Regions from separate parts of the Homo sapiens genome. Here region 2 is linked to region 1. The links are chromatin loops, found by intact Hi-C in ENCODE. Cell type or tissue: mammary epithelial cell. All regions are shown on one strand. Links, peaks and the distances in the headings refer to the core of each region. The heading gives the core; the rest is flanking DNA.

Region 1 (6,101 bases), core at 557-5,556:
CACTGCATCACATGGCAGGTATATGTTGAGCTGGATAAGAAATCACCAAACTGTTTTCCAAAGTGGCTGTACCATCTTACATTCATACAATGTACGAATGTTCTAGCTGCTCCTAATCCTCTACAACACTTGGTAGAGTTTTTTTTTGGTTTTGTTTTAGTGATTCTATTCTAATAAGCATGTAATAGTATGTCATCACAGTTTTAGTTTGCATTTCTCTAATGACTAATTATATTGAACATTTAAAAAATTTATTTATTTGCCATCTTTTCTTTGGTGAAATCTTTGTTTAAATGTTTGGCTGATTTTTAAAACTTGGGATGTTTGCCGGGCATGGTGGCCCATGCCTGTAATCCCAGCACTTTGGAAGGCCAAGGTGGGCAGATCACTTGAAGCCAGGCGTTTGAGACCAGCCTGGCCAACATGGCAAAACCCCAGCTCTACAAAAAATACAAAAATTAGCCGGGCTTGGTGGCGCGTGCCTGTAGTCTCAGCTACTTGGGAGGCTGAGGCACGAGAATCACTTTACCCTCAGAGAGGGAGGTTACCATGAGCCAAGATCGCACCACTGCACTCCACCCTGGGTGACAGAGGAAGACTCTGTCTCAAAAAAAAGAAACAAAAAACATTGGGATGTTTATTTTCTTATGATTGAATTTTGAGTGTTTTTTGTATGTTCTGGATGCAAGTCCTTTATGAGATCTGTGTTTTGTAAATCTCGGCTTCTAGTATGTGGCTTGTCTTTTTATTTTCTTAATGGTGTCTTTCAAAATGTAGAAGATTTACATTTTGATAAAGTCTAATTTATCATTTTCTTAAATGGCTCGTGCTGTTTTTTTGAAAGCTTAACCCGTGGCTGCAAAGATGTTTCCCTATGTTTTATTGCAGAAGTTTTTTAGGTTTTACATTTAGGTCTATAATTCATTTTGAGTTAATTTTGTATGAGGTGTGAGATATAAGTCAAGGTTTATTTGCTTTTGTATGGATATCTTGGCTTTATTTTCTAAGCACTCTTATGCTTGGTGGTGGGAGGTGGTACATCAGAGGCAAAGGGATCTCCAGCTTGGAAGGCTTGCTGTAGCTCTCAAGCTACAGTGGCTGTGCCATTAAGACCTCCTCATTCCTATGCAGTAGATAGGGTATAGATCGTTTGTCTCTCTACAAGGTTCTGTCAGTGAAGTCAGACTTAGGGCTGACAGCCGTGGCATGTCTGGGAAGGATTCCTGGGGTTAAAGACCGGTGCTCCCAGGCTTAGAGCCTGGGGTTGCTCTTTGTTTATTTAGACAAGTCTCCTGACATTTATTAACTCTCTGGCACTAGGGGGGCTGGAGAACTGCACATGGGTCCTGCCTTTCCTCCTGCCTGTCCAGTTTGCCTGAGGTCCCAGGGTCAGTCGAAGAAGGTCAAGTCAGCGTTCAGAGTTCAAGGTTTTCCCTGGAGTATCTGGGTGTCCATAATCATCCTTAGCACGATGCAGCTCTCTCATCTTTTTCTTTCCACTTTGTCAGTATTTCTCTAGTGGTATAATCAAACTAAAATAAAGATGTAAGGAAAGTCAGGAAGCAAAAACAAAAGGCTGGAAGAGAAGGGTTAGCTTGTGGGCAATACATCTTGTTGGTTGCTGGTAGAGATACATGCACCTCTAGAGGCATTCTGCTGCTGCTAGTGTGAGGCTGAATGGCTAAGGGGCAGTGGCCAGGGATCAGGGGTCATCCTGGTCTACTTCCCCAGTGCCACCTTGATCTACCTGGAATTCACAAGAGACTGGTTAGTTCCTCACTTATAGCTCTCATCCAAGCCCTCTTCCCAAAGCATGGCAATTGGGGGAGATCTCTCATCTGTATGTTCCTTCCTGTCCCCTTTCCAGTCCACTGTACTCCATATCCCAGTGCTGATTCAGGCTGTCTCATTTATCAGGGAAATCTTTAGCTCACAAAAGCCGTGGGGCACTAGAAGCTAGGTGCTAGGGACCTAGCACACTCATCCCCAGCACCCAACTCCTAGCGCCCCACGCAATTCAGGCAGACAGAAATGTTTTCCTCTGATTCTTCACTCCATCACTGTGCTTCCCCTCCTATTGGTTTCAACATCTTATCTAATCTTCATAAGGAAGCACTTCTCTCTTTGACTCCATCTCTCTTTGTTAGTCTCACTCTTTCCATTAATTCTCTGTGAGAGGTAAAGAGACAGAGGAGTCAAGGTCAGGAGTAAGTGTAGTTTAATGTGAGGCAAGACTTGTTTTTCCGAATTCTTTCTCAGGGAAGAGTGGCTTGGCCAGAAAGGAGCTGAGTGGTGCTTTTTGTTCTTCTTACCCAGAGCCGAGGGCTTTAATAACCTTAGCATTCTTTGGGGAATAGTAGTCCATCTGTTTATGGCTTACTACAGCCCAAAAGTGGTCTAGTAATTTTGGCTAGATTTCTGGAAGACTGAGACTCAGCATCCGAGGCTGAGGTGGGACTCCAGCTTGCCCAGGGCTATCCTGTGGCTACCTCGTGTTCTCCTGCCTCACACCCTGGCAGGCCGGACTGTAGTGTTTCCCAGCTGACTGAATGATGTGATGTCTTGATTGCAGCAGAAAATCTTTTGAGTTGCTCAAGGCCCGTGTGCCTTGCCTTTGTTTTTGCATGTCAAGCTGCACATCTTAGAGATGCACCTGCTATTTCAGTTATCGAAAAAGGGAAAAGGTGAGGAGATATGGCAGCCTTTAGAGGAAATCCCCCAAACTCATCTTTGATTTCACTGATTGTGGACCTCGCCTTCGAGGAAGGACCCCAGGGTGTAGCTTCAGCCTCCTGAAATGAGCGGGGGTACTTTTGCTTCCTTGCAGAACCCCTCATGGGTTCTCATGCAGTGGCTTAGATGAGTCAAATAAAATTTCTGCCAGCAGAGGGCGCACATTCCAGAGCTGGCTCTGCGCGGGTCTCCGCCCTCAGCAGTAATTCCTGCACTAAGTGGATCTGAATTTTTAGAGTGCAATCCAGGCACCTGCCTTTTTAAACAAGAACCTCAGATGACTTGATGCACACTTTGAGACATGCCAAAAGAGAGTTTGGACTCTCCCACTGCCTCCCTCTCCCTGGTACCTCGACCCAGGTACTCTGTGTTATGCTGATCTTCACTGCTTCATACCTCCACGCCCAGCTGTGACTGCTGACGACAACATGTTGCTCTGGGCATCTGTATTTAACCAGAACAACCCTGTCCTTAGACTCTAAGCTGACCGGTGAAAGAGGGAAACCTTGCAATGGCGTTAACAAAAAGCCACGCTGTTCTCTATATAACCAACATTTTCCCCCCTTACCTCCCTCACCCCCAATCCCAAGCTTATTCTTTCAGCCTTCAAGGCTGGTTTCTCCTGGTGGAGCAGGAAGGCTTGGGTAAGAGCACATATTTTGATATTCCACACATTGGGGTTCAAGTTCTGACACTTTACAGCTACATGGTGACAGTGGGTCAGTTATATATGCTCCATAATCCTCAGTTTACTGATCTGTAAAAATAGGATAAAGAAAGACCCTACCATAAAATGTTCCAGGGAAGATCCAATACAGTAATGCATGTAGCAGGGCATTAAAAAGGATTAAAGACTGACATGTGAAGGCAATATTTAAGAAATTGGGATTGTTTAATCTGGACAAGGAAGAAAAACCTGAAAGAATTTCTATATTTCCAGGCATCAGAAGTAATAAACATAGACATTTATGATTTTATGTACTTTTATTCTTTTCTATAGGTATTAAGGTATGGTTACATGTGATGTAACTTGTATTGAATTGTAACATTTTTCAGACAAATGAATTAACAAATTAGAAAGACTCCCTGGTCAACCACATGCCTTGATTTTTGGTTTGGAAAATGAGGATGATTTTTGCCTGGTAATTGTCTTGGGGGAAGTTTTGCAGGATGTGGTAGGGCAGCAGCTGTTCCTAAAACAGAATTATCCAAACTGATATGTTACTGGGAGTCAGTGAAAGTCTCCATAAAGCCAGAGAGCTCAGAAATGGTCCAGGTTTTGCTCACTGATAAGTTGATTGGAGTAAATCAGGAATCACTGCTAGGGACATGGAAAAATAGACCGGGCTCACTCAGTCCATTTCCTATTGATGTTTCCTCAGCTGGAAAGAGCCCCCACTTATCCAAAGCAGGCTAGTGCTTTGAAAGAGCTGAAGTGCTACCTAAGGAGAGGATATGATCTAACAATAGTCATAGTAATTATTATTACTTTCACCAACCACACCGAGCAAGGATATACATCCCAGTGCTTTGATCTCATTTCCAGTATCCCCCTTATCTAAAGACACTTGACAATTCTTTCTTGTCTGACTCTGCAAGTCTTGAGCAATTTAAATTTTAACACTTGTGTTTGCTGACAGGGCACCCAAAATCCCAAATCAGATTTAATGCAATGTTAATGCTATTTATTTTTCTTGCTGCAATAAGTTTATATTAGCCATTTAGTGGCTTACATTGTGCAAAACGAGTTGTATCAGCAGGCACTTTTCTGTAACATCTGGGCACTTGGAAACATAATACTTAAATACAACCTGAGTTTAAAGCCTTCCACAGACAGATGGCTAATTTGATTGATCTAATCTTTCAGTTAGGAATAGATCCCATGATCCTTTGCTTGTAATTCTTGAGTGAGCAGATAAATAAAAAAATGGGTGATGGCTGTGAATTAGGCACCTGTTATATTGTCTGTAATTTATTTTTTAAGTACTTCAATATAAACAGTGACTCTACGAATTACTTTAATCTCTACCCTGGGGGAGCTTAGTTAACACTTGAAGTAATCCAGGCTAGAAGGCACCGCTCTGGCATAAGAATTTACAGCTATTTTCATCTCTTGGTGATTGTGCCATGCCAGTGGTTAGATATTTGGAACTTCACCTCTGTCTTAGGCAGGAATCCAGACTGATTAGTGATTATTTGAAGAACTTTACTATGACGTTCCAAGTGGCAGCAAATATACTTAGAATGATGTTATCAGATATTCACGCTAGAGGGTTCATTAATTAGCATAAATGATGTTAGATGCAATGTTTTTATTGGTGAAAATATGTGATTAACTAGAAAGATTATTCATGTCCCTCTATTTTTACGTGGACAAAGAGTAAGAATCCAGCAACTCCAGAAATCAAGCTACTTTCGAGTGGCTGAATACAGCTAGAGCTCCATTCATTTCTGTGTTTCCCTCACACAACAGTAGACTCATTTGCCTGGCCCCACCCGGCAAGATGGTTTGTTGATTTTTCCATTAGAATATTGATGTATCTCTCTCAGCAGATACAAGCAGTTGCTTGTATTAATTAGGGTAATTAGCATTACCTATTGTAATAAATCCAAATCTGGGTGGCTTGACACAAAATTTATTTTTTGGACTTAGTCTAAGTCCAAAGTGGATGTTCCTTTCTAGGAAGCCCACCTCAGCTGTCTTCCTCCAAAGGGTGACTTGAAGACTCAAGTCATTCTGTCTTTAATCCCACCATCTTATAATACCACCATCTTTAAAATGGACCTCCAGGGTGGGAGGTAAAGAAAAAGAAGTCTTGTGAGAGATTTTTCTGTGCCAAATCAGAATATGGTCATGTTGCCCTAACCCAACTATACGGTTTCTGGGAAATGTCGTTCAGTAGTGTGCACAGGAAGAAAAATAACTAGATGTGGTAGATTGTCTCTGATGCAGTGCTTTGGAGTTCCTGAAATGACAAGAGGAAACATCACCAAATTTACAGCAGCAGGTTGTATGATAATTTTCGTGGCTTCTTTCCCATGGATATTTTATACGTGGCAGAATTTGACTTGGAATTTGCTTTTGTTGTAGTGTACAACCTGGTTGAAAAGCAAATAGTTACCATCTACTTTTACTTGCTGGAGGCCACCACAATTTTAAAAAGGAATCTAAAAACTAAACAGTCAAATTGATTTAGGCCAGTTTGCAGTAAGGTTCAAAAATATGTATATGGGTAAGTGCATATGTGCTATATGTTACTATATATATTTCCTACATTTTACAAAAGGTAAAATTAATCCCTTTAAAAAAAGTTGGCCAGGCTCAGTGTCTCACACCTGTAATTGGGAGGCTGAGGTGGTGGGTGGAT
Region 2 (5,735 bases), core at 287-5,286, 81 kb after region 1:
GAGTCAGAGACTTCAGTTCGGAACAATTCAACATGATTTTGTCAATGCAGAGTGAAAAGTATGCAGTAAAGAATAGTCTTGCTGGGCACGGTGGCCCACGCCTGTAATCCCAGCACTTTGGGAGGCTGAGGTGGGCAGATCACCTGAGGTCAGGAGTTTGAGACCAGCCTGGCCAATGTGGTGAAACCCCATCTCTACTAAAAATACAAAAATTAGCCAGGCATGGTGGTGCACGCTTGTAATCCCAGCTACTCAGGAGGCTGAGGCAAGAGAATCACTTGAACCTGGGAGGCAGTTGCAGTGAGCTGGGATCGCATCATTGCACTCCAGCCTGGGCAACAAGAGTGAAACTCTGTTTCAAAAAAAAAAAAAAAAAGAAGAGTCTCATCTTTTCTTGGGCTCTTCTTACATGGTAACCCAGGTTGCTTTTGTATATTGTGTCATGTATTTGATAGATATAAGTCTAACAGGCCAGAAACTCAAATTAACAGTGTTTCTAATGAGATGTGCATTTACATTCCTCCCATGGAACTGTCTGGATGTCACCTTCTGTTGGCTTCACTTGATCAGAGGGCCAGGCTCCTTCCAACCCATTGTTCTGCCAACCCCTTGTGTCCTCCTGCCCATGGTCCAGAATGGCTTAAGCTGCCACATCCACACTCTAGCCAATAGATGAGGAAAAGAGGAAAGGAAACACACTCCTTCCTTTTAAGGGATATCTCAAAAGTTGGCCTCAGCATTCTCACTCACAACCTATTGGACAGAATCTAGCCATAGGACCACACTTGGAAAGGAGGCTGAGAATGTAGTCTTTGAGTGGCCCAACTGAAATATGGGGATTCTATTATGAGAAAGGAGAGAATGGATACTGAGAGACGAGTCATCCAGGTGACAGACTGTGAATGGAGGGAATGGAAAAGGCAGTTGAACATCTGAAAAACCAGGTGCTCATTTCAGAACTAGTTAGTGATGCTGTGTCTACGAGTCAGATAATTAGAACCGTATAAAGTCATGGTGTGTTTCATGAGGGAAATCAGACCAACTGTTGCCCACAAGGGCAGTTACAGAAACTCTCTGAATCCAGTCTCATTGTCTGTAAAATGGAGATAATAGGACTGACCTCTTAGAGTTGTTGTGAAGATTAAAGGAAATGATGGCGTACAGAGATTTTATAAATTCCAAAATGCTATATAAATGAAAACTATAATGATGATACCAATTGTAAGATGAAAGTTTATTGTTCTGGCAATCTGTGAAGAAGGCAAGAGTCCTGAAAGTCGCCTGAGCTTTCTCACCGGGCTCAGTGACCAGCCTTGATTTTCTCTTCTATAGATGTGAATTCACTGCTCGCATAAAGCCACCAGCGGTGTTGAGCAGACAAAGGGGTTTTACATTCCAGAAAGAACCAGGCAAACACCAAGTAGGGGGTATTTTGCAGCAAAGCACTCAGCTTCACCCAAAAAATGGTGGAGGAAGGGCCTAGGGGAGACTGTTGAGGTCACTCTGGCCTCTACTCCAAGAAAGCAATTCCCACGACTCTGTTTCTCACTAACTTGTGTAGAAATGAAGTGCAGGAGAGATAAACATCTTGACTTGTCTTCAGACTTCCACAAGGCAACAAAACAAAGCAAAAGACTGTTTCTCTACTTTGAAAAGAGCATGTTCAGCATCTGCCCTAGTTTGATGCCAGGCTGAAGTGGTGATGGTAAGACCTTTAAGGACAGAAATACAAAGATTTATGCTGTGTGGTATTTTACTACAAATTGCAAGGGTTATCACAAGTTACAATACATTGAGGATTCCATTTGAGAGGAGAGATGTCAGGGGAGGAAGTGAAGGTGAAATCACTGAATTCAACACGTTTCTGTGGCCCTGACCACTCAGCCCCCTTGATTTTTACCATTATGCCACTTTCCGGAGTGTCAGTGCAGGAAAAGAGACAGACGGGAAACAGCCAGCTTCAGGGAAGGTCACCCTCTACCCCTCAGAATGCACCCAAGCTGAAGGTAGCACTAATCTTCCATATCCAGTAAAGAGTTCCAGAATTTTTTGATCTATATATGGAACTACAAATACGATTTTGCTTGGTTTTCAGTGGTAACATTTAAATTTCTAATACGTTAACTTCCATGGTCGTAAAGTAATAATAATCTAGTTTCCAGTGATTATGGTAAATATTGTTTGTTGTTGATTTAAACATTATTTAATATTTTTTGTACATGTACTGGCCAATTAGAACTTGGGCATTGGTGTCAAACGGAGAAAGGCTCAAATCCCTATTTTGCCACTGACTAAATCTTGAGCAAATTGTGAACTTTTCAGGGCTTAGGTTTTCTCCTCTGTAAATGAAAATAAGAGTGATACCTACCTCACGGAACTGAAGGAAGAATTAAATAAAGCTATACATAGCCTTCTTTCCCTTTGTTCATGAAACAGAGGAAACACCCATCACTGGTAATTAATGGTAGCTGTGTTTGGTATTAAGTGATATCTACAATACTGTCTGAATCCATATCACCACCTATACTTCATCCAGCATCATGACTTCCCAGGAGTAAAGGATCCTAAAGCAAAACTGGGAGAGTGCTGTGTTGGTTTGAAAGTGTTTCTGCTTCCTTGAGGAAAGCCTGGAGTGTTAGTCGGGAGAGGAGTGAGAACAGAGGGTTGGATCCACCTGTTGCCTCCAGTCTCTTAACCACCAAACTTGACGTGAAACCTGGAGACAGAAGGTGAAGCTCAGGAGCACAGATGTGAGGAAGTAGAGCTGGAGAGGGGATCTGAAGGCAGGTCCACATGTGCAGCAAAGGCCCCTTGTGAAGCCACATGTAGGGTGGAGTGGAGGTGGGTGGGAGGGAGGGGCAGACTGAAGACCCAGGCAAAGAGTCAAAGGGGCCGTAACTTGGGCACCAAGGTGGAAATGGGATGAGGGAACAGGTCTGAAAGGCATGGTGGGGTGGCTGGAGGGAGGTGGGCAGGAGAGTCAGTCCTGTCCCTGGAGGTGCTAATCCAAGGCCTGGGGCAGGAGTACTGATGCTGTGAGTCAAGATGCAGGGCTCAGTAGTATCGGCTGGCTTCTTGATGAGGTCATCTGTTTACATGAGACATCTTGGCTTGATTTCTTTCTTTAATCATTCATTAGTTCATTTATTCATTCATCAAGAAGCATTGCTTGAGCATTTGCTAGATGTCTGGTAATACTATGCTAAGCTTTGGGATGCCAGGGGAATAAGAACTTGCTTACTGGCTTCAAGTGGGTGGGGACAAGGTGACAAATCAACTGATAATTAAAATACAAGGTGAGCATTGCTCAGATTGGGGTGCACCAAGGACACCAGGGCAGCCTAGAGGAGGGGCACCTAACCAGACTGGGGCGGGGCCAGAGAAATGAGGTAACGTCTCAGCTGATCTGAGTCATGAAGAATGAGTAGGGGTGAGCCAGGCAGGAGTAGGGAGAAGGACATTTCATGTAGAGGGAGCAGCAGGTTCAAAGGCCCAGAGGCATTGAATGGCATAAATTTGAGCCCTGCCAAGTTCTTAAGTATGACTGGAATGTAGAATGTAAGGAGGGGACACGGTACGGGATGATGCTGGAAGGATAAACAGGGGGACAAAAACACGCTCTTCTAAGGGGTTTTAAAGTGTGAAGTACGTGATCAGATTGCATATTTAGAAAGATAAGTAGTATAGCACTGTGGAGTCCAGACTGGAGGTACAGGCAGTGCAGCATTGGTGGCAGGGGAATCAGAGCCCATTGTCATATTTATGAGGACTTGGTCTTCAAGGGCTGTAAGGATGAAATGACAGAAACACATTCAAGTGATATGAAAGAGGTGGAATCTGCTGCATAGGTAACTGATGAGATGGTGGTGAGGGGTGTAGAGTGAACTCATAGAGGAAAGCATCAAGAATTCTGGCCTTGGGTAATGAGAGAGAGAGAGAGAGAGAGAAGGCAAGCAGTGAAGCTATGTTTTGGTTTGGTTTTGGCAGTAGGAGGAGGAATGATTCATTGAGCTTTGGTTATGTTACACTTGGGGTGCTTGGTAGTCACTGGGTAGATGTTCAAGAGGCCCTCACAAATCCATGCCTGGAGACCAGGAGGCAGGCCAGAGCTAGAGGTGCAGAGTCACGAGGTGTCACCCTGAAGGTGGTGCCAGAAGCTAAGGGAGTGGGAGATGAGTTTACCCAAGCAAGACTACGAGGGAGAAGAGAAGATGGTGACAGGGCGAAATCCTGGGAAAGACCAATCCTTAGACGTAGCAGAGAAAGGGGGGTGGATGGAGGGTATTGGAAAGGAGGAACACGAGAAGTAGAAGGTGACCATGGAAGAGCAGAGTCATGATTTTCAACGGAGCCAAGAGATTGAAGAAGCAAGGGTGGACAATGGTATTGAAAGCTGCAGAGAGTCATTAAAGACTGAGATGCACTCACTGGATTCATTACAAAGTTGTTACGGTGCCTTGGTAAGAACATCTCAATAGGTTTGTAGTGAGAGTGGCCAGGTGGGCGTAAGTTCAGGAGTAAATAGGAGGTGAGGCAGCAAAGAGAACTTCAAGGAGGTTGCCTCTAAGGAGAGGAGCTAGGGGTGCAGGTATGGTAGGGAATTACTGTTTTTAAGGTGTGTGAGTCTTGAGCATAGTAAATACAGAAGGATCTGGTAGATACTGGATCTAGGGGGATCAGGACAATGAGAGGAGGGGGAACAGATGGGGCAGTTCAGGGCCTGAGAGATGAGCCAAGCTCTGGAACAGCAGTTCACAAACCTGGCTGCACATTAGAATCACCTGGAGGGCTTTAAACAAATAGACTCCTGGTTCTGTCCCCTGTAGATTCTGATTTAAGTGGTCTGGAGTGGAGTTCGGGCCTCAGTCGTTTAGATCACCGAGTGATTCTAATGTGTAATCAGGGTTTGAGAACTACTGTATTAAGTATTCATTAATTATTTGTTGAATGCTTTAAAAAATTGTAGGGATGCCCTTAATTCTTCTTAGAAACAATGGACGTTCAAACATCTGCAAAAGAGCTTGTGAAGAAAGTATAAGACATGGTCCCTGCTTTCAAGTTGCTTATAATCCCATAAGAGAAATAGTAACAGTTTTTAATAAATACAATGTAAATGTGTTAAAGTAGTGGCACAATTTTCATTAGGGTAAGATCACCAGACCTGCATGGTCAGGGAAGGTGTCAAAGGGAGGGCTTGGCCTTTGGAGTAGTCAGGGAGCCTAGGTAAGCAGAGAAGAGGAAGGTTCCCACATGCCCAAGACAATATCATGACCACTCATTTCCTGAGCACATCTTCCATACTGGCTGCTTTACACACAGTATCTCAAATGTTACAATCATGCAAGATGGTTATATGTCATGCCTGTTTTACAGAGGAAGAAACTGAGGCTTAATGAATTTAATATCAGCGACACAGCTAACAATAAGTGGCAGAATCAGGATTCAAGCCCAGGGCTGGTTGACTACAATGCCAGTGCCCTTTCCACTACAATGGGCTGCTGCTTCCCACCGATCAGACCCAGGCTCCCAATTACTATTTAGTGCTGTAGCTTTGGGGACACACCACTTTTGCCAAAGCTCAAGGTGGAGAAAGCCCTCTTCCGCTGGGGCTTCCTGCTCAGGGCCCTTTGTGCAGGGGAAGTACACACGCACACACACACACACACACACACACACACACACACACTTTTAAGAAAGTCTTCCTGGTGATTCTGATACTGTTTAAAATTTGAGAA

Evidence for each region. A loop is a pair of places that touch in the nucleus more often than their neighbours do. Peaks named below come from ENCODE experiments on the same cell type or tissue, not always from the same donor. Only the 100,000 strongest peaks of a DNase experiment are listed, where the experiment ranks them.
Region 2: it touches region 1 in a loop (2.5-fold over the local background); 1 of 110 quality-filtered maps calls a loop at or near these places.

The regions. Positions count from the first base shown.
Region 1 is chr5:38,262,855-38,268,955 of GRCh38, forward strand. All of the region lies in intron 1 of EGFLAM (EGF like, fibronectin type III and laminin G domains), which reads left to right. Among named protein-coding and RNA genes, the nearest start is that of EGFLAM, 7.3 kb to the left of the region's middle. In mammary epithelial cell, for the core only: a CTCF peak has its summit at 2,900 (motif pointing right); no DNase peak of the experiment used is centred there.
Region 2 is chr5:38,344,125-38,349,859 of GRCh38, forward strand. The region is part of intron 3 of EGFLAM (EGF like, fibronectin type III and laminin G domains); the gene reads left to right. Among named protein-coding and RNA genes, the nearest start is that of EGFLAM-AS4, 56 kb to the left of the region's middle. In mammary epithelial cell, for the core only: no CTCF peak of the experiment used is centred there; DNase peaks (open chromatin) are centred at 3,067 and 3,397; H3K27ac peaks cover 714 bases.